Regions from separate parts of the Homo sapiens genome. Here region 2 is linked to region 1. The links are chromatin loops, found by intact Hi-C in ENCODE. Cell type or tissue: endothelial cell of umbilical vein. All regions are shown on one strand. Each heading gives the region's core, and the rest is flanking DNA. Links, peaks and the distances in the headings are about the cores only. Region 1 holds the start of LOC124904100 (a long non-coding RNA gene). Region 2 has its middle 210 kb from the start of KCNJ2.

Region 1 (11,841 bases), core at 2,123-10,122:
ATATCAGAAGGAACAATCTGTTTTGGAAGATTACGGTATTTCAGAACTGAACAATGTGTGTTTTTCATCCCAAAGGACTGAAAATGTCATCTGTTCAAACTGAAATTTTTCAATCCATTACACTGTTAAGCCAAGATTTTTCTGTTGTACACCAAGGTGGAAATACCATGTTTCTACACACCAAGATGAAGGAGAGACTGACAGTTGCGTAGATTTGTTGGAGTGTGTGTATGTGTGGGGTGTGTGTGTGAGAGAAAGAGTGTGCTCACAGGAAAACATTCTTCAATTCACACAGAAGGAACAATAGTTGGAAGTGTTCTTACACACAATAACTTGTGTAGTCGCCAACCAATGTCCTTCAAGAACACTTTCCCATGCTTCTTACCAATAAAGGCTAAGAATTTTAAGCTACCCACGAAATAAATGAATACAAGTATTGAAGCATCTCTCTGCAAATTTATTGCTGGCTTCTTTGTGTTATTACTAATGTGTCATGAGATGATCTGTACTATTAATGTGGCACTGCACATTTGTGTAAGTCTTTATAGTTTACTAATGTTTCGCATAACTCACTTCATTTCATCTTCATAAAACTATCAAGACACTTTATAAACTTGATTACATATTTCAGGAAAAATTATTTATTCATTCACTCATTTAATCATCTATATCCATTGAAGCATTAGTCCATTTAATCATTAAATATTCATTCATTCATCTTTTTCTTCATTCAGTTATTATTTATACCATGCCATATATACAACTGATGTAAGATGACTGGAAATATACATTATTTAGACCAGTGCCTCTTAAGTTTTAATGAGCACATGAATAACCTTGAGAAGCCTGTTCAGATTTGTCATTTCTAATAGGCTACCTGATGCTGTAGATGCTGCTGGTCCATGGGTCATCCTTTGATTAGTAAGGCTTAGATGGTCTTCTCTCTTCTTGAGGGGTCCTTAGGAAAGGAGATATAACACATACTGGACATTCAGTAACTAAAATTAGCTTCCCAAGCTCCCACTTGTGTCTGAGAGAGTGTGGTTTGGGAAGTGTTTAATACTCTTAGACATGGTATGTAATGTTTCTGTATAACAGGATTTTATTTTCAATTCTGTTTTCAAGAAAAAAGTAGATTTGCCAACTAAAGTTGCTATATCCATCCAACTCACCTTCAGAATACAAATAAACACTGAAAATAAACACTGATCCAATAGAGAGACGAGAGTATTCCCAAAGACCACAGTCCTATAATGTTAATCTGCTGCACTTGTTTCAGCAATAAATCGGCAAATATTAAGAAGCATCTGTGGTCAATGAGAATTATCTTGATGCCAGAAACTGTGCTCTCCAAAGCATGTGGGTCACACAGCTTGAATGTCCCAGAGCTACTCTTTATCACCCAGCTCAAGAGCTGGCTCCAGTCACTTAAAGAAGGAAACAGATTCTGAAATCAGCTCTATGTACCTTGTCATGTATTTTTAATAAATATGTGTGATTCTTATCATAGAGGATGGTTTCAGTGAATTGAAAACCACCTGTTATTTTGCTTTTCCTTTTCTTATTGTTGTTTTTTTAATAAAGCTTCATTTTAAAGAAAACTTCTGCCAATTATTACATGTATATGCCTGGAGAGTCACACCCCTAACTGAGTATAAGAATCAAGCTCTGCAGTTGGGAAACTAGAGGTTGTGGTCCAAACGTGGCCAAGCACCTGTGTTTGCAAAAAAAATAAATAAAGAAAAAAAAATAAAAAAAGTTTTATTGTAACATACACACATACATTCATTTACCTATTGTCTATGACTTCTTTTATACTACATGCCACAGACAGCATGTGGTCCACAAAGCAAAAATATTTACCACCTGGCCTTTACAGGAAAAGTTTGCTGCTCCCAGTCAAGATAATGGTAAAAATCTAGATTAAATAACCTTCCTTGTAAAATTCCATATCATTAGGGCTGTTGCTGCATGGTTGGCTAATACACTGTAAACACTGTGTATGTTTGCACATGCACACACACACTCACTCATACCCACTAGGAGAAGACACATATATATTCCTAGTAAATAATAATTTTTTGATCTTTTTTTCATTGTATAAATAATAAATCTACTTCCAAGGAATCATCTTAAGCAAAAGGGTGGGATACTGAGGGCTTTTAAAAAGTCCTTTGACATTCAAAGTGAGTTATCACAATATAGTGTTCCCGGAGATTATGCATATGCATGAAGCAATTAAATACACAAATGAAAATACAACTGCCACAGATTTAACGCACAAATCCTGGGATAACATTTAAGTCTGATCAATGCAGCACAGGAAACAAGGCAGAATTCTCCGTGCCCTCTTACCAACTCTCCTTCCTCTTACCCACCTTCCCAACACCTAAAAAGTGATTCTGACTCATGTTTTTAAGGTGTCTGGGAACAAATACAGGAAGGGTAATAACAACAAACAACAGGAGGACAAGAAACATAATTGAGGTGCATTTAACCTAATGGGAACATGAATGAAGATTGTGTCCTTTCTGTTATAATGCGATTGTTCGCGTCCTTCAGAGTATCCTGAAAACACAACCAGGGAAAACCCATGCTAAAGAAGGCAGAGAATCCCACGGGGTCAGAAAAAAATAACATTGCTTTGTAGAGGTTGAGGAATACATGGGAGGAATGAGAGTTTTGTGGGTCTCTAGTCACTGTCAAGATCTAGTAAATTATGCACCAGTGTTACACGAATCTTCTGCTACGATGTTATTATCCATGCGACTATATCAGACTCAAGTTGAGCTATGACGTAATCACCACTGAAAGCCAATTTGTTTACTAAACTAATAGCTTCTCTGCTGCAGTTATCTAAGTGTCCTTTTTTGTTGCCCTCCTAATATCAATACATTTTATCTTGTTGTTGTCTAAATCTGACATTAACTCTGTGTGTGAGATTCAGAATATTTTCAGAATGCCTTCAACCTGCTTGAATCCAAGAGTATTCAAGTACTAAGACAGGCCTGGCATGGTGTTCCAAAAAGAGGACAAAACTTGCATGCTAAAAGGATTTGTTTCCTAGTCTACTGAGAACATTTTGCCCAGCTTCTATTATCTTCATATGAGAATACTATCAAGATATTGATTAAGCAAGGTGCACATCAGTCACTTTCATCTCAAACCCTGGCCAAATGAAAGAGAAGACTCCTTCTACCTGGGGCTCAACTTAGCTCAATTTCAAAGTGATTGCAAAAATTAGAGTACAAACATCAGTTTACCAATGGAGTAGAATTAATATATCTGGCATCTACTCAGCATCTATTTGACTGTGAGTGATTCTTCTGTGCCCCCAAACTTCTTCATTTCCAATCTGCTGGCTCAGGCAATGAGATGGGTCTGGTCCCCTGGTTTCCTTGAAACCCCTGAATTGCTTTTGGCACTGGAGCAATGTTGTGATCTCAAGCCTGCTTGCCACCTTCTCTAAGTAGCTGAATTCTGCTTATTGTGCTTCCAAATGCAGCTTCTTTCCTATGACTGACTTGATTATCTAGGGTGAGATAATAACTAGACAATACCGTTCAAGACATAGGCATGGGCAAAGACTTCATGACTAAAACACCAAAAGCAATGGCAACAAAAGCCAAAACTGACAAATGGGATCTAATTAAACTAAAGAGCTTCTGCACAGCAAAAGAAACTAGCATCAGAGTGAACAGGCAACCTACAGAATGGGAGAAAGTTTTTGCAACCTACTCATCTGACAAAGGGCTAATATACATAATCTACAAGGAATATTAACAAATTTACAAGAAAAAAACAACCAACCACCTCAAAAAGTGGGCAAAGGTTATGAACAGACACTTCTCAAAAGAAGACATTTATGCGGCCAACAATCATATGAAAAAAAGCTCATCATCACTGGTCAATAGAGAAATGCAAATCAAAACCACAATGAGATATCATCTAATGCCAGTTAGAATGGCGATCATTAAAAAGTCAGGAAACAACAGATGCTAGAGAGGATGTGGAGAAACAGGAACACTTTTACACTGTTGGTGGGAGTGTAAATTAGTTCAACCATTGTGGAAGACAGTGTGGTGATTCCTCAAGGATCTAGAACCAGAAATACCATTTGACCCAGCAATCCCATTACTGGGTATATACCCAAAGGAATATAAATCACTCTACTATAAAGACACATGCACACATATGTTTACTACGGCACTGTTCACAACAGCAAAGACTTGGAACCAACCCAAATGCCCATCAATGATAGACTGGATAAAGAAAATGTGGCACATATACACTGTGGAATACTATGCAGCCATACCAAAAAAAAATGAGTTCATGTCCTTTGCAGGGACATGGATGAAGCTGGAAACCATCATTCTCAGCAAACTAACCCAGGAACAGAAAACCAAACACTGCATGTTCTCACTCATAAGTGGGAGTTGAACAATGAGAACACATGGATACAGGGAGGGGAACATCACACACCTGGGCCTGTCGGGGGATGGGGGGCTAGGGGAGGGATAGCATTAGGAGAAATACCTAATGTAGATGAAGGGTTGATGGGTGCAGCAAACCACCATGGCATATGTACACCTATGTAACAAATCTGCATGTTCTGCACATGTATCCCAGAACTTAAAGTATAATTTTTTTAAAAAAAGTAATCTTTCTCCCCTAGTCTTCTGCTGCTGTATTTCACATTCTAAATTTACCTTCTCAGTTATCAAGATTGCCCAACCAAAGCCTAGTTCTACCATTGTTCTAAGACTTCTATATTGATTCCCCTGTCATCTGCATAAAGGGCATTCCTACCAGATTATCAGCTGTCTTAGCTCCTACTTGACCAATGAAGCTGTGCCAGTATTCTGACAACTTGTTCTTTACTCCAAGTTTCCTAATTTATAAATCAGGCTTTCTTACAGAGAGCAAGCCATTGAAAATAAAAATTTCCTGAAGGATCTTACTCAAAAGAATATTCTTGGTTACAATAAAGATTCTTGGTTACAATCCACAGAACCTGATTATGGTCAATTTAAGAAGAAAAGAAATGAATTACAGGGATATGGGTAGTTCACAGCTTAGAGAACCAGGTGCCAAAAATGACTGACAATCAATGTAGGCAAGAAATATGAGTATTGCCCAAGGTGGAAGAAGCATGGGCACAGTCACCCCGAGAACATTCTCGTTAGGTGACTTTTGGTGGTACCACACTTCTGGTACTGCCGCCATTAAATGCTAAAGCCCATCACATCTAAAGTCCTGGTGCTGCTGCCTTTGCCACACACCTCACAATTCTCACAGCAACTATTACCACTGTCACCATGAATAATGTTTATCCCCATAAAATTAAAGTGCTCTGCCAAGATTCAAAGTCCAGGGTGGGTGCAGCTGGTTGGCTTGTGCTCTAGCTGTCAAGGGTGAGAGGAGTGGCGTTTCTAGAAAGGGAACTGGGGTTCTGGTTTTTACCCAGATTCAGACAATGGGGAATTTCTTAGAAAAAGGAGAATGGTCTTCAGATGGGGTACACCCACTCATTCCCTCCCAGACCAATACTACAATTGGACTTGTGGATGTCAGAATAATGGCCCTCAAAGATGCTTATATCCTAATCCCTGAAACCTGTGAGTATACTACACATCGTAACATATGTAGGATACATACTACATGGCAAACGGAAATTAAGGTTGCAAATGGATTGAAGGTGGCAAGTCAGCTGATCTTAAAATAGATTATCCTGGATTCTCTGGGCAAGCCTAACATAATCATAAGGGTCTGTAAAAGTAGAAAAGAGTCAGAAAGGAAGGTCACAGTGATTGTCACATGAGGAGCTCTTTGAAGGTGGAGGAAGGGGTCTGTGAATCAAGCCATGCAGACTGTTTCTAGAAGCTGAAAAGGCAAGGAAGCAGGTCCTGCCCTATAGCTTCCAGAAGGAAATGCCGCCCTGTCAACACCCTGAGTTGAGCCTAGTAAGACCCATGTCAGACTCTGACTGCAGAACCATGCGGTAATAAATTTTGTGTTGTTTTAAGCCACTAACTTCGTGGTAATTTGTGACAGCAGCAACAGAAAACTAATGCAGAAGTCTTTGACTTATGTTCTTTTGGAGCTAATTAAATTTTCTATCCCAGGTGGCATTTTTTGTTTTCCTAAACAGCCATTAACTTACATTTAATTAACAGACAAAGACTTAGGCTATTTTGTTGCTATGGATTTTCCCCTTATAATTGCGAGAAGGGATTCCAGTTTTAATACCTACTCAAAAATTATATTTCTTACAATAATATTTAACCAATGTATGAAAAGAGCTTAGCACATTCAAAAAGCAAAGAACAGCTTCAGATAACAGTGATGCTAAACAGGCAATCAAAAGATTATTTCAAATACTCAGTACTATAGGGCAGTCTAGCTCTTAAAATTTTTATTAAATGTTTAATTGACTAAAAATAGCTGTATACATCTATGGGGTACAATGTGATATTTTGATATATGTATACATTATCAAAAGATTAAATAAATCTAATTAATATATCCATCAGCCCACCTACTTATCTTTTTGAATGATCTTTAATATCTACTATTTCATTAATTTTGAAATATACATTGCATTATTATTAACAATGGTTACCATCCTGTGCAATAGATCCCTAATTTTACTCCTCTTAACTGTAACTTTATGCTCTTTAATCCCTTTCAATGAAAGAGAGCTGTGTTTGACCTTATAGACTTTTAAAATTTCTCAATTCCTTTGCAAGTTACTGATTTTTAAAGGGCAGAAGGGGGCAGGTAATGATTTCTTATAGAGACCAAATAGTGAAAAATGGTGAAGACAGTTTTTCCTGCTGCCCCCCCACAATTGCCCACCATAAGTTATGAATTGTGGAGTGCGTGATTTGGTAAATTAGAGACACATATGTAGTTTTAGAAAGCTATTCATCCTTGGTTTGATTCACTATTATGGTTTCTTGATCAGTGATCAACAAATTTTCTGTAAAAGGCCAGATAATAAGTATCTTTGGCCTTACATGCCAGAAGGTCCCTGTCATAATACTCAGTTCCATTGTAGCAAGGATACAGCAATGTTCAGTACACAAAGGAGTTTGAGGTGCAGCCTAGATGTCACAATTTCTAATAGTTCCCATGTCATTCTAACTTGCACCCAGGGTTAATAAACACTGCCTTAAGAAATGGCTCCTGGCCAGGCACCGTGGCTCACACCTGTAATCCCAGCACTTTGGGAGGCCAAGGCTGGTGGATCATCTGAGGTCAGGAGTTCGAAACCAGCCTGGCCAACATGGTGAAACCCCGACTCTACTAAAAATACCAAAATTAGCCAGGCATGGTATTGGGCGCCTGTAATCCCAGATACTTGGGAGGCTGAGGCAGGAGAATCACTTGAACCTGGGAGGTGGAGGTTGCAGTGAGCTGAGATTGCACCACTGCATTCCAGCCTGGGCAACAGAGCAAGACTCCATCTCAAAAAAAAAAAAAAGAAAAGAAAAGAAAGAAAGAAAAGAAAAGAAATAGCTCCTAAACCAGATGAACAAACATCAGAATAATCTGGAGACATACAGGTACAGTGAGAAAATATGCAGAGTCATACAGGATCTTGCCATATCAAATGACTCAATTTCTGATGGAGAGGTCAGGCAATATGTAGCATTTTCAAATTCTCTATACGGAAATAGGATGTTTAAAAACCATGTTCTTAAAGAAAATGGAATATGTGCCACTAATCATTTCTTTCTTTGCTGTTTACATGTATCTTCTGCATTAAGTAATAATTTTCTCCAAGCACCTGCAGATTATAACAAAGATAGTTTGGAGGTGATAGCTTAAGAATTTAAAAATCTTAAATTCTGTTATCTGGATTTTGAAGGAATATCGGGTGCGTGGCTGGGCTGACTGAGTTATTTTCCTGAAGCAAGGAGAAAGTTCAGCCTATCTTTATTTTGATATAGCATTCAGAAGGTCTATAAAATAGTATCTAAGGACTGAAAATGGGCACAGAAGGGGAGGAAGAATGGCTCTTTGGAATAGATGCTCCAATCTACCTTGAGAAGACGGAGGAAAACATTATCCTGCTGTGAGTTATTTTAAAACATATTGGTCTTGGCCGGGTACGGTGGCTCGCGCCTGTAATCCCAGCACTTTGGGAGGCTGAGGCAGGTGGATCACGAGGTCAGGAGTTTGAGACCAGTCTAACCAACATGGTGAAACTCTGTCTATACTAAAAATACAAAAATTAGCCAGGCATGGTGGTGTGTGCCTGTAATCCCAGTCACTCAGAAGCCTGAGGCAGGAGAATCACTTGAACCCAGGAGGCAGAAGTTGCAGTAAGCTGAGATCCCATCATTACACTCCAGCCTGGGTGACAGAGCCAGACTCCATTTCAAAAAAAAAAATATATTGGTCTCTGTGTTATCTTTAACAAACTTTTTGTTGTATGTATGTATGTCATATATTTTTTTAAAATTTAATCATAGGACTTAAAAAAAAGACCACTGGAGATGAGCACTGCTTTTTGCATCTGTAAAGGCCAGGGATGGGGTCTTATTTATTTTTGAATACTAAACACTTAATAAAAGTACCTAGAATATAGTAGGCACAATGAAAGATTACTTAGTGAATGAATTTAGGAAGGACAAAATTCCACATGGAGGACAAGATGCATTTTTAGAATGTCAAAATTCTGGAAGAGTTTTAGGGGGCTGAGTCATGGATATTTCTTTGTCCAAAAGAGCAGGTTTCCAAACAAGTTCCACACATATGTTGCATTGTCCTTGGGAGGAACATAAATGTAACATCAGACTATACAGACATGGCTAAATAGCCTGCATGGTCCCTCTTGCTGACTGACATTCCTGGAAATCCCACGCAAAGCATCTCTATTTCTTCCTCTCCATATCTTTAAGATAAAAACCTACTCAAGATTTACTGTGAAGAATTTTGCAGAACACTTGATTGAATAATAGAGTTCTTAGTTACTTTCATTTGATTTTCGAAAATGGGTAGTTAAAGCTCTCTTCCTTTCAGGCTGGAACAGTAGCTCACTCCCATTTGGGTCTTGAATCATAGGGAAGAAATTGACCCATTTTCAGAATTTCAGTGTCTTAGTTATTTATGGCTGCCTATAAACCCATTCTTCTTCACCTCCTTGGACAGCAATCGCAAGGCTCAGGTGCCAAACTGGGAAATGTAATGTATTTTTCCAGGAGCAGCTGGCTTCTTGGGAGCACTCTGGCAATGATATGGTCCCCTTTGAAACTGCCTACTTCACTGACTTGTGTTTTTAAGATGCATGATAAACTGTTTGGGCTGCTGTGCTGTTGTACATGCTATTTTCCTTTGACTCACCTCAAAATAATGAGGAACTGATATCCATTTAATCCACATGGAGAAAAAGCTACTGAGTACAACTGAAAAAACAGTCCATATATGGAATATCCACATATTTATATGCTGGAAGGGACATAGGGGCCACCTAGTCCAACATCCTACCCAGTGCAGGAATTTCCTCCATAATGACCCTGAGCAGGAATCAATCAACATCTGCTTAAAAGTTTCTGGAGACAGGGCAATTACTACTTCTTAAATCAAACCATGTTATCACTGGATTCCTCTAATTGTTTAAAAGTCCTTCCTAATACTAAGATGAAAGCTGCCTCCCCACAGTGTTTTGCACCAGTCCCAGACCTGTGTTTAGAGCAGCACAGAATAAATCTGATCCCTCTTCAACCTAAAAGTTTCCCAAATGTTTCTCATCCTGTATTCTTCATTTTCGAATGTCACCATCTCCAGTTATTTCAACTACTCCTATTGCCTAGTCAGAAAAGCTTGTCGGTGTACATTTTTAAATATGTCATCTACTTTCAGAATTTCATTGGGGTTTACTACTGCTTGTCATTGGAACATTATAATTCTATCAGTCTAGATTCTTAACACTTGAACTTTCTGTTAGCAGTCTACACATTGCTGGCTTCAGTTATTCAGGAACTATGCTAACCTCTTGTATGTCTTCTACTCTCTAGTAGTCTCTCAACACCCTCAAGACAGGTACCATTATAATTCTCAATTATATTTGAGAAAAGTGATGGTCAGAGAGATTCAGAAATCTGCTCACAGCTAGTTCTTTCTGACTATAAGACCCTTAATTAATAAACTATATTGTCTCTCTTAAAATAAATGACAACTAAAACTGAGTTATTTTTAAAATAAGTTGCTGTCAGACCAGAATCTGTTCTTCCTTTTTATTGCTTCCTGTGTGGTTCCTTAGTGGCAATCATATAATAGGAAACTTCATCATGATAATTCACTTCCACATACAATTAATGAATTTAATTCTTACAGCAAATCTATAGGATTTAGTCTCGTTTAACTGTATTTTCTATGTTGAAACTTGAAGCTCAGAGCTTTCCAAAGTCACACAGCCAGTAATGGGATCATCACTAAGCCTGTTTCTATTGACCATTTTGTCTTTTGATTATTAATTACTGTTTGCTGCTTCTTTGCACATATATAGTACTTTTAATTGATTGTTGGATATTGTAGGTGGGACATTATGGATGTTCTGTATTATGTCATCTTCCTATAATTATTGTCAAGTTTTTTTTCTGGCTGGCAGTTAGATTGCCAGTGAGTCAACTTGACCTGTCATGTCTTGGTTTTAGACTTTACTAAAGATGAGAGGCTAGGTGTGGTGGCTCACAACTGTAATCCCAGCAATTTGAGAGGCCAAGGTGGGTGGATCACCTGAGATCAGGAGTTCAAGACCAGCCTGGCCAACATGGTGAAACCCCGTCTCTACTAAAAATACAAAAATTAGCCTGGCATGGTGGGAGGCACCTGTAATCCCAGCTACTCAGGAAGCTGAGGTGGGAGAATTGCTTGAACCTGAGAGGTGCAGGTTGCAGCGTGCCAAGATTGCACCACTGCACTCCAGCCTGGACAACAGACCAAGACTCCATCCATCTCAAAAAGAAAAAAAAAAAAAGATGAGAAATTTTGGCTTTAAATTTACATATAGAAAACTGTACTTTCTCATAAACATGGCTCTTCTGGGACCTCAAGTATATTCCCAGGGAGTTCACCAAGGTGTCTCTACTATAACTATGGCTGAACTCTGTATCTTCCCAGATGGTCCAACCGTGAAATCTCTTCCCAGTTTTCTGGCACACAGCAAATATACTCCCTGCTAGGTGTTGCTGAGTGTTGCCCTGAACATGCATATGTTTTGAGTTGTATATGATGTTAGCTATAGGATTTTTGTGGATATTCTTTATTGAGTTGAGAAAGTTCCTCTCTATTACTAGTTTACCTAGAGTTTTTATTGTGAATTGGTGTTAGATTTCATCAAGTGTGTTTTATGCAGCTACTGATATGATTATGTGATTTTTTTCCTTCTTGAGCCTGTTGATGTGATGGGGTACATTAGTGGATTTTAAATTGTTGAACCAGCTTTGCATATCTGAAATACATCCCACTTGGTCATGATTTATACTTATTTCTATATATTGTGAAATTTGATTTGCCAATATTTTATTGAAGATTTTTACATCTATGTTCAAAAGCTAACTTTTTAAAACTTTTATTTTAGGTTTGGGGTACATGTGCAGGTTTGTAATATAGGTAAACTCATGTCATAAGGGTTTATTATACAGATTATTTCATCACTTTTATTCCATGTCACAGATTATTCCATGTCTTTGTATTGTGAATACTGCTGCAATGAAGATACACATGCATGAGTTTTATAGTAGAATGATTTATATTCCTTTGGATATGTACCCAGTAATGAAATTATTGGGTCGAATGATAGTTCTGTTTTTAACTCTTTGAGGAATCAGC
Region 2 (11,841 bases), core at 1,769-9,768, 56 kb after region 1:
TGGGTTTATATATTTCATGTACTTCATCTGTTGAACACTTAAATGAAACTTTAGCAGTGAAGACTTCCCTGATTCTTCACTGATAAAACAGAAGCCTCCCTGACATCTCTATTTCCTTTATGCTGCTTCATTTTTCTCCTTAGCATTTATCTCAACTGCTATTTAAATTCTTAATATTCTGTGTTCCCCTCCTAGAATGAATATGGGAGCTTGATTCCTCAGCAGCTAGTACAGTTTAGCAGGTGTTCAAACACATCTGTTGTTTTGTTTTATTGTGTGTTTGTTTTGTTTACTGTTTATTGCTAAATGAGAGAATGCAAGCCAACTCATTATTCAACCCATAAACTTAGGTAACTATTAATGGGAATTCAGTTAATAATTACATAAAATCCTTTTATAACAGGAAATATTCATCTAAATCTTCTATTATGAACTCTCCTCATGTGGTTAAGTTGGTTCAGTTAGTAAAAGGCTTGTTTATGCTTTTTTCTATTTCAACTCATATTTAATTAGGTATAAATCTATTTGGCCTCATTTTTATTTCCTTGATAGCTTCAGCATTGTCTGTCTTCGCAATGACTTCAACATTTTTAAATGGTCAGACCCATCGAAACTTAAAACTTCTTTTTACTCTGACTCCTTTCTTGTGTGCAATAGTATCTCAATCATTCAGTGTGGAAGACAGCTATACTCTTTTACCTGCCAATAATGGTTTCTTCCTTCTTTTGATATATCACCATTCCGTAATTCTCAGCCCATGCAATCAGGTGGGACTAGGCTATGACACCCCTTCCAGCCTGAGTTCCCTTAGGAAACCATTTTTCCAGACCTGGCCAACCAGCATATGATGTGTCATTACTTGTAAGGATTAAGCAGTTACCCTGCCTTCCACAAGCAGATTAATATGAGGTACACTTGGAGAGTAAAGTGTTAGGTTATGCAGTAGCTAATGGAATTGAACATCACGTAGACAATTATACTTTAGGGCTGACTATGATTAAAAATTTAAGAACTCAGTCCAGGACTTCACTGAAAGGGTAATAGAACTACAAGGAGAATGAAAACACAGACTTGCCAAGTCCTCTCTGATAAGGTCAGGTTCATGTAAGGAAAAGAGTGGGGCTCTGAAATCTCGCTTGGCTCTAGGAGTGGGAGAATCATGATTTCCCAGATTCTCCCGAACTCTCCCAGGCAGTTAAAACAGCTCCTTCCCCTTTTGTAGAAGACAGCAGCCTCCCCTTGCCTGGAGACAATGCAAAGACCACACCTAGAGTGAGGTCATGTAAGGTCATAAAGCCTTTTCTCACCTTTATCCATGGCCTCCAATAATTAGAGTCAGGTCTTAGCATAGACTGAGGAGGGAGATACAATCCCTACTCTAGAAGGAAATGCAGTATACAACAAAAGAATGACAGGACCTGGCTCACCTGGTCCAGGAGAGCATACATAGGAGTGGAAGGATGTTAGATTGAGACATTGGCAGAATGTAAGGCTGGACAAGAGATAACTTATTAAAGCATTCTCCTGACACTTTTAGTTTAAAATCCTGGCAAAAATAGCCAGAGGAGCCAGGTGCGGTGGCTCACGCCTATAATCCCAGCGCTTTCGGAGGCCAAGGTGGGTGGATCACCTGAGGTCAGGAGTTTGAGACCAGCCTGACCAACATGGAGGAAGCCCATCTCTACTAAAAATACAAAATTAGCCGAGCATGGTGGCACGTGACTGTAATCCCACCTACTTGGGAGGCTGAGGCAGGAGAATTGCTTGAACCCTGGAGGCAGAGATTGCAGTGAGCCGAGATTGCGCCATTGCACTCCAGCCTGGGCAACAAGAGCAAAACTCCGTCTCCAAACATATATATATACGCATATATACGTATATACACATATACGCGTATATACGTATATACACGTATACGCGTATATACGTATACACACATATACGTATATACATATACACACATATACATATATAAATATATACATATACATATATACATATATATTTATACACACATATATATACATGTATATACACACACACATATATACATATATATATACACACACACATATATATACATATATATATAAAGCCAGAGGAGTATATTCTGGCTGCCAGAATGTCTCCTTGAAGCTTGGACATTGGAAAGATCAAAGGTAAATGAGATGGATATGCCACTGTGACTTTGGCAGAAGAAGGGGTCAAAAAGCTCCTTAGAGTACGGGTATGTTAAAATATATTTATTAGGTGAGAGGAGAGTGTTCACCACGTGACTATGTCCCCAGGGGGAGCCCAAAGGACATTCTCTTTACTGAGTCATTAGAGAATGCACGAAAAAGGGATCCCTGGTATCTTTAAGGTGATTGCTGGGATGGATGGCTTCTTTCCAGAACTGGAAGGAGGGAATGCTAGAAATCTGACCTCTTTGGGGCTGCACTGCTAATAGAGGCCAGGTGGATGTGATCAGTACAATGATAATGAGGACAAAGTGGCAATCACATTACCCTGAGCCAAAGGTATCTATGGTAATGACTAATAGGTCAGTGTTCCAGGATGAGATAGGTGGGCAGCTGATGATAAATTATATCACCAGAAAAAAAATCAGAAACTAATAAATGGAAGGTCACTATAATGTTTCCATATCAAATGAATTCACAAACATTGCACCCATTGATTGGTCCCCTTAATGAAGAAAAATTTTAGATTTTGTGAAGGATGTTGGTTGCCAGGCTTGAACTAACCTTAGTAATGGAAGAGTCAAAACTCCATCACAAGGCCAGGCATGGTGGCTGATGCCTGTAATTACAGAACTTTGGGAGGTCAAGCTGGGAGATTGCTTGAGCTCAGGAGTTTAAGACCAGCCTGGGCAACGTAGTGAGACCTCGTCTCTATTAAGAAAAAAAAAGTACCTGGGCATGGTGGCATGCACCTGTAGTCCCAGCTAGTTGGGAAGCTGAGGTGGGAGGATTTCTTGAGCCTAGGAGGTTGAGGCTGCAGTGAACTGTGATCATGCCACTGCATTCCAGCCTTGGAGACAGAGTGAGACCCTGTATGAAATGAAATGAAATGAAATGAAATGAAATAAACACCCAGCACAGTCCTTGTTAGAGTGAAAGCTTATGGAGGCCAGAATAAATTTGGTCTTCGGTCCATCAGTGGATCAGTGGATCACATGGCTCAGCAGACTCATCCAGTAGTTGTTTCCTCTGTCCTCAGATGTATATTTAGGATGGATATATTCAGGTGCTGGTAGAATCCTTAACTCATAAAGTAAGAGTCATTATAGTAGGAAATATCAATTGGATGTCCCTGAAACTGCTTTTTCTCCTCAGCTGAGATAGTAAATTGGAAGCAGTATTAGCACTACCCTCGAGGACTTAATGAGACAGAGTTGGTGGTCCCATTATATTCCAATTCAATTCAGCAGTATAACCCTTGCAGAAACCAAATGGCTTATGTAGGAGTAAAATGGGCTAACACTAATTTAATCAAGTGAAATAGACGGGTTATTGTCACTAAAAATGCATGCATGATCATGAAGATACCATAAGCTTTGAATAGTGTGTTGAGACTGAAAACTTAAAATGATGGTAACTGAGAATAGCACTAAAGCCCCAAACTTTGGTCACACTCTCATCTATGTAAGAACGTGACCAAAAGGGGGAAATTGTTAAATAAAATGACGGGAGGCCATTGCTTTGGACTGAGCTCATGCACTAGGCCCCAACAGAACAGACCAAATCAAAATGGAGTCATTCATGCTAAATGTGACATCATCAAATGGAAACTTTAAGAAAGAAGATAGATCCCATAACAAACCATTCTTTTTTCTCCTAAAATCAGGAAATTCCAGCATAATAAGGAAGTCCTGTCTGCTATAACCCTTACCAGAAAAGTAACCTGAAGTAATCTGATGTTAACCAATCGAGTTTTTTTAGTTGTTTCATTTCCTTGTTCCCACCTCACAAAATCCACTGCTCTGCTATTTTCCAGTGAGATTTGAAAGCAAATAAGTCAATTTATAATGGTGACAGATTGACATCAATGCCTGAAGTTTTGGTCAATTTCTCAATTTTGACCAAAATTTTGGGAAGTTGACCAAATGGGAGAATTGTAAAGTTTAGCCTAATGCTGTCTCCTTATATATTTTACATTTGGCCTAAAGGTTTCTCCATACACAGTGAACTGTAACCTAATGGGAGGTGGAAATATACTGTATCCCATTCTTATAACCAGTAGCCAAGTTCCAGTCAGTCACAGAAGCTGAGTTTCAGCCAATCACAGGTGGCTGACTGTTCAAACCATTTTCAAATAAGGCAGACTCTGATCTGTAACCAATCCAGCTGTTTCTGTGTCTCACCTCCTTTTTCTGTCCACAAGCGTTACCGGACCATGTGGCAGCCCCAGAGTCTCTCTGTACCTATTCTGATGGTGAGCTGTATTTTGCTCAGTTAAACTCTGTTACATTTAATTTATCAACAGTTTTTCTTTTAGCACAATAAACACTTGGTATCCAGCTTCCAATTTGGTAAATATGTTTTTCTCAATTCCCATGGTGATTCCATTCTCTGTGATACCATCCTCAATGACCTTCACCATCTTGACATTTTGTAGAACATCGCACTAGCCAATTGTATTGACAATGACACACCAATTAAATCTAATTAGCATGAAGTGGTAAGTGGCCTTGGTAAAACACATGTTCCATTTGATGGATGGTAAACCCACAAATACTCAGAGAACTGATTTATCAGTCCAGTTGTCTGAATCAATCCAGAACATTACTTCTCTCCCTTTTGTACATAACAAATTGTTGCATCTTGTGGCCTCCTAAAAGGAAAAGATGTGTATGGGGGTGTGTGTACATGTACACACACATATGCATATATACATACATAAATGAATAACAGGCATTCAACTTACAACAGTAATTATTTTCGTATGACAGAATGATTACCTTTATTTGGTAAATGTATTGTATATTTTGTTTCAGACATAACAGATTTCAGTAGGAGACTTTAAGGGAAGAGAAAAAATGTAAAAATGTATGCTTCTCTATTTTTTCTCATAATTAAAAATAAAACTGTTTAATTTACCTGTTTAAAATTTATTTTAATATTTGAATCATAATATCCATTATTCCCTCCACTTTTCCCATTCATAGTCTTGCACTTAAACACACAAGTTGCCCCTTATTTGTAACTTTTTGTATTCTTAATATGATTTTTTGTTGTTATTTTGTTTTGGAAAATGGATAATCCCATGTATAATACATCATTCCTGCTTATTTAGCCAGATTTTATTAGGGCTGAATATAGTCTTTCACCCGACAGATGTAAATCTTTATATTAAGGTTATTTTTTTAAACCACTCAATGAGTCTGTTACAAACCTTTAATTGTATTTGTAAGTATTATATAAATAATCAAAGTAGTCCTTTAATACAGCTGATACTGTGTTTGTTAAAACTGTACTCAAACTGTTGAGAATTTTTGTCAGAGGTCTTCCTATACACACAAATTGGTTCCAGAATGCTTGTTAATGAGGTGCAAACTTTTTATGTATGTACAGCATTGTTGCTCTGTTCTTTATCCTGTTTAAGTCACACTTAGAGAACTCAGCTCCTAATTTCCTCCCTTCAAAAGGGATTGTTGTTGTTGTTTCAGTTTTTAGCTAATTTCCTTTATTTATACTGCCTTTGTCATGTGTTGATAATGTTGACCAACTTCAGATATTTACAGATTTGAAACAGCTGCAAACATATAATTAGATCTTATCAACTTTGGCCATATGTTTGTGAACAAAACTCTCTTCCCTCTGCCACCAAAGAGCTAAAAACACTTAGGAATTTGGCAAGCTTACAGACTTCAGTATTCTAACTCTTCCTTCTAGGATCCTAGATCTTAATGAGCTTCCTAAAACTAATCTATGTAAAATACTCTCATAAACTTCAAGGAAGTCCACGATCTATCTTTTTAGAATGGTGTTATCCAATTTAGATAAAGGTCGCACTTATGCTATCTGGTGATGTCCTTCACAATAAATGCTTTACCTATTACTACTGAATTAATGACAATGAGGATCACCTAATCTGCTACATTCTTCAGCGTTTTTACACCCCTAGAAAAAGAGCAATTTGTAATAAAACCTCTCATGCATACTCATAACTTGCTTTACAGGGCAAGGATCCCATTTCTGCAGGCTGAAATGAATGTACCTGACAATCTTCCATCCCACTTCTGTTTGTCTTGTTAGGCTCTTGAAATGTAGCTTTGATTTTCATCAGTTATAACAGCGTCAGGCTTTTTTTTTTTTTTTTTTTTTTTTTTTGAGATGGAGTCTCGCTTTGTCGCCCAGGCTGGAGTGTAGTGGCGCGATCTCTGCTCACTGCAAGCTCCGCCTCCCAGGTTCACACGATTCTCCTGCCTCAGCCTCTCGAGTAGCTGGGACTACAGGCGCCCGCCACCAAGCCCGGCTAATTTTTTGTATTTTTAGTAGGGACGGGGTTTCACCATGTTAGCCAGGATGGTCTCGATCTCCTGACCTCGTGATCCACCCGCCTCGGCCTCCCAGAGGGCTGGGATTACAGGCGTGAGGCACCGTGCCCAGCATTTTTTTTTTTTTTTTTTTTTTTTTTTTTTTTTTTTGAGATGGAGTCTGGCTCTGTCGCCTAGGCTGGAGTGCAGTGGCACGATCTCAGCTCACTGCAAGCTACACCTCCCGGGTTCACGCCATTCTCCTGCCTCAGCCTCCCAAGTAGCTGGGACTACTGGCATGAGCCACCGCACCCGGCCGGCATTTTTCTTTTAATGTTATGAATGTATACAGCATGTTTCAATAGAACAGACTCTATAATATTCAGGTACTTAATAAATTCCATTTCATTAGGGAAACTGCCATCTTCCTACCTACACCTCCTACTAGTAGATAACAACTCGGATTTTAATCAGCTTACTCTGCTGGTTAAAAGTTTGTACTAACTGGTATGAGTCATTACCTTGTTGAGATTTTATTCCTTTTTTCCTATTTAACAATCATTTCTTAGCAAAACTGAATTAGTGATAAGCTGCATTTGGAAGAAGGGTAGAGATGTTTTATCCTTGATTGCTTTAACACAGTATAAAATCAAATAAAAATAAAATGAAAAGCAAATGAAACAGCAAAGGTAATGGAAATCAAGGGAAAGATTACATAAAGAAGTACAGAAAAGCAATTTCAGAAACAAAGAGTTCAATCAAAATTCAAATTAATTAAAACATTTCTAGGTCAAAAATCTGCAGTCAAATAACCCAGAAGAAATGCACTGGGCTAAGCTGAATTGCTGTTTTCATTAAAAAATGGCATGTGATTTTGACCTGCATAATGAACTTTGCAGGAAGATGACAACTGTTAAAATAATGAAACATTTGTTGCAAGAAACTAGGAAAGAGGAATAAAGGAAAAGCATGAGGAAATAGCAAAGTTTGTCTGTAGGCTACAAAAATAAAGTTTACATCAAAATTTTTGCCTCACTTGGGGTGGATCACAGAGACATGGCTATTAAAGAGTTTTAATAAATGTTCATGTTTAAATGCAACCCTCATAGTCTTAGTAGTTAGTAGAGATGTCAAGGAAATAAACAGATTTTATAGCTCAATTTAGTTTTAAGCATGAATAAATTCATACTGTCTTCCTTTCTTCCTAGGGCTGTGGGTGGAATGGAGGATGGGGAACAGAGGAGAGATACTAGGTGGAGGCACATTTGAACAAAGCTGAATTTAGCTTAGATTTTAATTCACTTGTGTGGGTGCGCTTCTTCCGAGAAGACAGAATCCAAATGATCTTCTGGGAAAAATGTTAACCATAATGAAAGCAAGACAAGTTCTAGAACCACTAGAAAAAATAAGTACCTGAACCTCTCATTTCAAGTCAAGTAGCCCATTTCTTATGTAAACCAGTTGATCTAATAGTGTTCATTGTAGGCACTTATCTTCCTTCACGCTCTCTAAGTTACCTGCTTCAGGACTTAACTCATAGAGTTCTTTAGAGAAACAATTACTTGAAGATTGACATGCCTTTCTCTGACGTATTTTTAACACAAATAATATAATGACACTTCTTGAATCTTCCTGGGTGTTTTCAGTACTTGTAACAGAAAGCTCTCTTTGCAAATTCAGAATAGAAGACACATTAAAAGGCAAATAGCAAACAAAAAAAGTCTGTAGCAAAGGAGAGTCAGAAACTGTTTTTATACAAAGAGCTGTTACACTGTAAATTGGCTATTAGTAAACAGTGAAGAATATGTGTGTGGCAGGGTTTGCTGTTGCTCAGGAATACCCAGTTCCCCTCTCTCCCTGTGGTTTTGGATTTAGGTGAACCACATGACTAGTTCTGACCAATGGATTGCAAGAGGAAGACAGGTGCGTTCCCTCCAGGCTGAGGCCTTGAGAAGTCAGCATGAGACCCTCTCTTCCCCTGACATAGCAACCCTGGAAGCCATGTGTTCCAAGTGACAGAGCTGCAAGTAGTTGGAGACAGGCAGTTCTGTACTCCTACCTGAAGGAAGTGCCCAAGAGAGCAGTTAGATCTCACATGGGTTTACATAAATGAAAATTAAATGTTAACGAGTTAAGGCACTGATATTTAGTGGTTACTGCTTATCACAGCATAATACAATCCCTTATTATTTATTCAAAACATAAATATAAAATTATAAAATTCACAATTCAGAAATATAACTAGTAAACAATTATCCAACATGACTTGTTAAAAGTAGATGTGCAAATTTTTTAAAGACATATTAATTTATTGTTTAACACTTTTTTGAAAAATCATAATACCCCTATATGACTAGGTGTGATAAAGTAGACACTTTCATGCATTTTCTGATGAAATCATAAGTAGGTGAAATATTATTGGCATTTTTTTCATTAAAAAGTCTCACAGCTTTGATCCAACACATACATTTCTGATAAGACAAAAAAATCAAAAGCTACAGAGAAGACTTTATGCAAAATATGTTTATTTTAGCATTAATCATTGTAGGGAACAAAAGGAAACCATTTTAAATGAGAGGTAATATGGGATTTAAATAAACCATAATAACTCAATATGATTAATATCAATCAGCCATTGAAATAGAGTTCCCGAAAGCCATAGGTAATACAATTTTTTAAAAATTTATTTTTCTCCATTTTTTTCTAAGTAACGGTAACTAAAGGGTTGTGTTCTGGGAAAGTATATTTACAATAAATCTAATTAAATTGCTCTGAACAGGAAAGGCGAAAGAGATGGAGATAGGAATAATTGCTAGAAAGAGGACAACCGATAACCTGGCTATTGCCTGGGGTGAGGTCGAAGGAAAAAAAAGAACTCCTGAATGGCAAAGAGAATGAGAAAAACTAATGTGATGGAAAATTTTGAAGCAGTAGAAACAGGAAGTATAATGTAAGTCCTTTCCTTCATCGGCCAAGGAAAATATTTGTCAAGTTCTACCTTACTACGCTTTATATAAATGAACTATTTGGAGAATATTGGGGGAGAGATGCTGAGGTTTATGTTTAAATTTTACAGATGTGAAAACAGAGGTAGCATGTATAGAATCTGATTAGTGTAATAGAATGAAGAATTGGAAAAGTCTGCACAAATTGCATTAAAACAAATACAAATAATAAATAAATATTAGAACTATCTGGAAATTAGCATGAAATACAACACCCAAAATGTAAATATCCTCCTGCCTCCTCTTAGAGAACTAAATTGTCTCAATGGTGACACCACATGCAGGGCTGAAACTTAACTACTGTATGCAATCCTATCAAAGGAAATATGAAATCAAATAATCTTGGAAAGACAGGAGGAACAAAAATCTGCAGAGGAAGCTAAGAATTGACAATAGAAGAGACTCCTGTAGCCACATTTAAAGAGGGAATGGAACCCTACAGAGAAAACAATACCAGATTAGGACCTTGTCTGGTACTAGATTAGCTCAGCTACGGCAGCTCTGACTCCAGCAAGGAATGCCTGGATCGACTGTTTTTTTTTTTTATTTTAGTTTTGTTTATTTTATTTTATTTTAGATTCAGGGGGTATATGTGCAGGTTTGTTATATGGGTATATTGCATGATGCTGAGGTTTGGACTTAACAATGATCCCATCCTCCAAGTTGTGAACATTACACCAAACAGGTAGTTTTTCAACCCTTTCTCCACTCCCTGCCTCCCCACTTTAAAAATCCCCAGAGTTTATTATTCTCATCTCTGTGTCTTTGTGTACCCAATGTTTAGCTTCCACTTATAAGTGAGAACATACAGTATAATATGAGAACATACAGTATTTGATTTTCTTTTTCTGCTTTAATTTGCTTAGGATAATGACCTCCAGCTGCATTCATATTGCTGCAAAGGACATGATTTTGCTCTTTTTCAGGACTGCATAGTATTCCATGGTGTATATGTACTACATTTTCTTTATCTGGTCCACTGTTGATGGCTAACTCGGTTGATTCCATGTCTTTGCTATTGTGAATAGTGATGCAATAAACAAAGGAGTGCAGGTGTCTTTTTGGTACAATGATTTATTTCCCTTTGGGTATATACCTAGAAATGGGATTGACTAACTTGACTGCCATTAGATGTTCCACTAGATGGAAGATATGACAGCTTTGTTGCTTGTTTTGATGGAAAGCTATGGATAGCTTTTTTTTTCACTTCTACTTTTAGAAATTATTGGAATATTCTTTAGCATAAAATATAGAATTTTATAATGAAATATAATTTTAATATTCATGGCTGGGTGAGCAGGGACAGGGAGAGTGAAGAAGATAATGAGTTTAAGGAGAGACCATTAAGTCAGCAACAGTAAAATTGTGTTCGCCTGTCTCACTGTCTTCCATTTTAGGTCTTGTTCTCAAGTTTTCTAGCTTCAAATCTGAGATGATCCCATCTGACCTTCGCCTTTAATAAGTTTATAGCCCATGTATTTTCAAAAACAACTTTAAATGACAGGCAGTAAAACATATTTAAAGCAGGACACTATTTAAATAAACAGTTGGTTGAGTTCAGAAACCATGAACGAATGGGAGGGCATAAAGATGCTTGTCTTCCTGGGTTACTCTAAAGTTTCTTTTCTCTGTAAATGTCCCTTTTTCCTACGAAGTGACCCTTCATTGATGATGCTGGCCTATGTGACCTGGCTGTAATTGATTGGACCATTTGCAACCTCTTACCCTAGCTGGGCCAGTCCATTTCTCTTTGCATGGAATTTGGAATTGCAACTAGGAGATAGCATTAGGAAAGAGAGCTGGAATTATAATAAGGAAGGAGCAAGAGGAGAAAAAGCAAACCTGGTTTGGGGGAGAAAGACAGAGAAAGAGTTAGAATGAGAGAGAGAGAAGCCGACTCCGAGAAAGAACAGATTGAAGACACAGAGTCTTGAGATATTTCTAGTATTATGTCCTTTGCTGAGGCCCAACACTGCTAACTCTACCACTGTGTTATTTGATCAACCCATTTATCTATTTTTACTCAAGCTGACTCAAGTTATTTTATGTTAATTGCAGCTAATGATTGCTAAACCATGCTGACAGAGAATTGTGTCAGAAACTACAGAGAAAATTCTAATATGCTAACTTAACTGGAAGCCTTTACAAAAGAGAAAAATGATAGATTCTATAGTATTTATCATTCCATACAAGGTAACATGCAAATTAAAATAATAAATACTAAACCACAGAATAAATTTATGATTTACTTTTACTCTATTTATTAACTGATACAATGAATGTATAATGTACATTTTAATAATAAAATATTATGCTTAGTCATTTAATATACGCATAAGAAAACAAATAAAAAAATCT

Evidence for each region. A loop is a pair of places that touch in the nucleus more often than their neighbours do. Peaks named below come from ENCODE experiments on the same cell type or tissue, not always from the same donor. Only the 100,000 strongest peaks of a DNase experiment are listed, where the experiment ranks them.
Region 2: a loop joins it to region 1, with 2.5 times the contacts of the local background. A loop is called at or near these places in 3 of 110 quality-filtered maps.

What each region holds. Positions count from the first base shown.
Region 1 is chr17:70,428,816-70,440,656 of GRCh38, reverse strand. LOC124904100 (a long non-coding RNA gene) reads right to left here and starts at 955. Exons shown (of 2, transcript XR_007065977.1): 1 at 878-955. In endothelial cell of umbilical vein, for the core only: no CTCF peak of the experiment used is centred there; DNase peaks (open chromatin) are centred at 5,906 and 9,426.
Region 2 is chr17:70,372,147-70,383,987 of GRCh38, reverse strand. No RefSeq gene overlaps it. Among named protein-coding and RNA genes, the nearest start is that of KCNJ2, 210 kb to the right of the region's middle. In endothelial cell of umbilical vein, for the core only: no CTCF peak of the experiment used is centred there; a DNase peak (open chromatin) is centred at 5,817.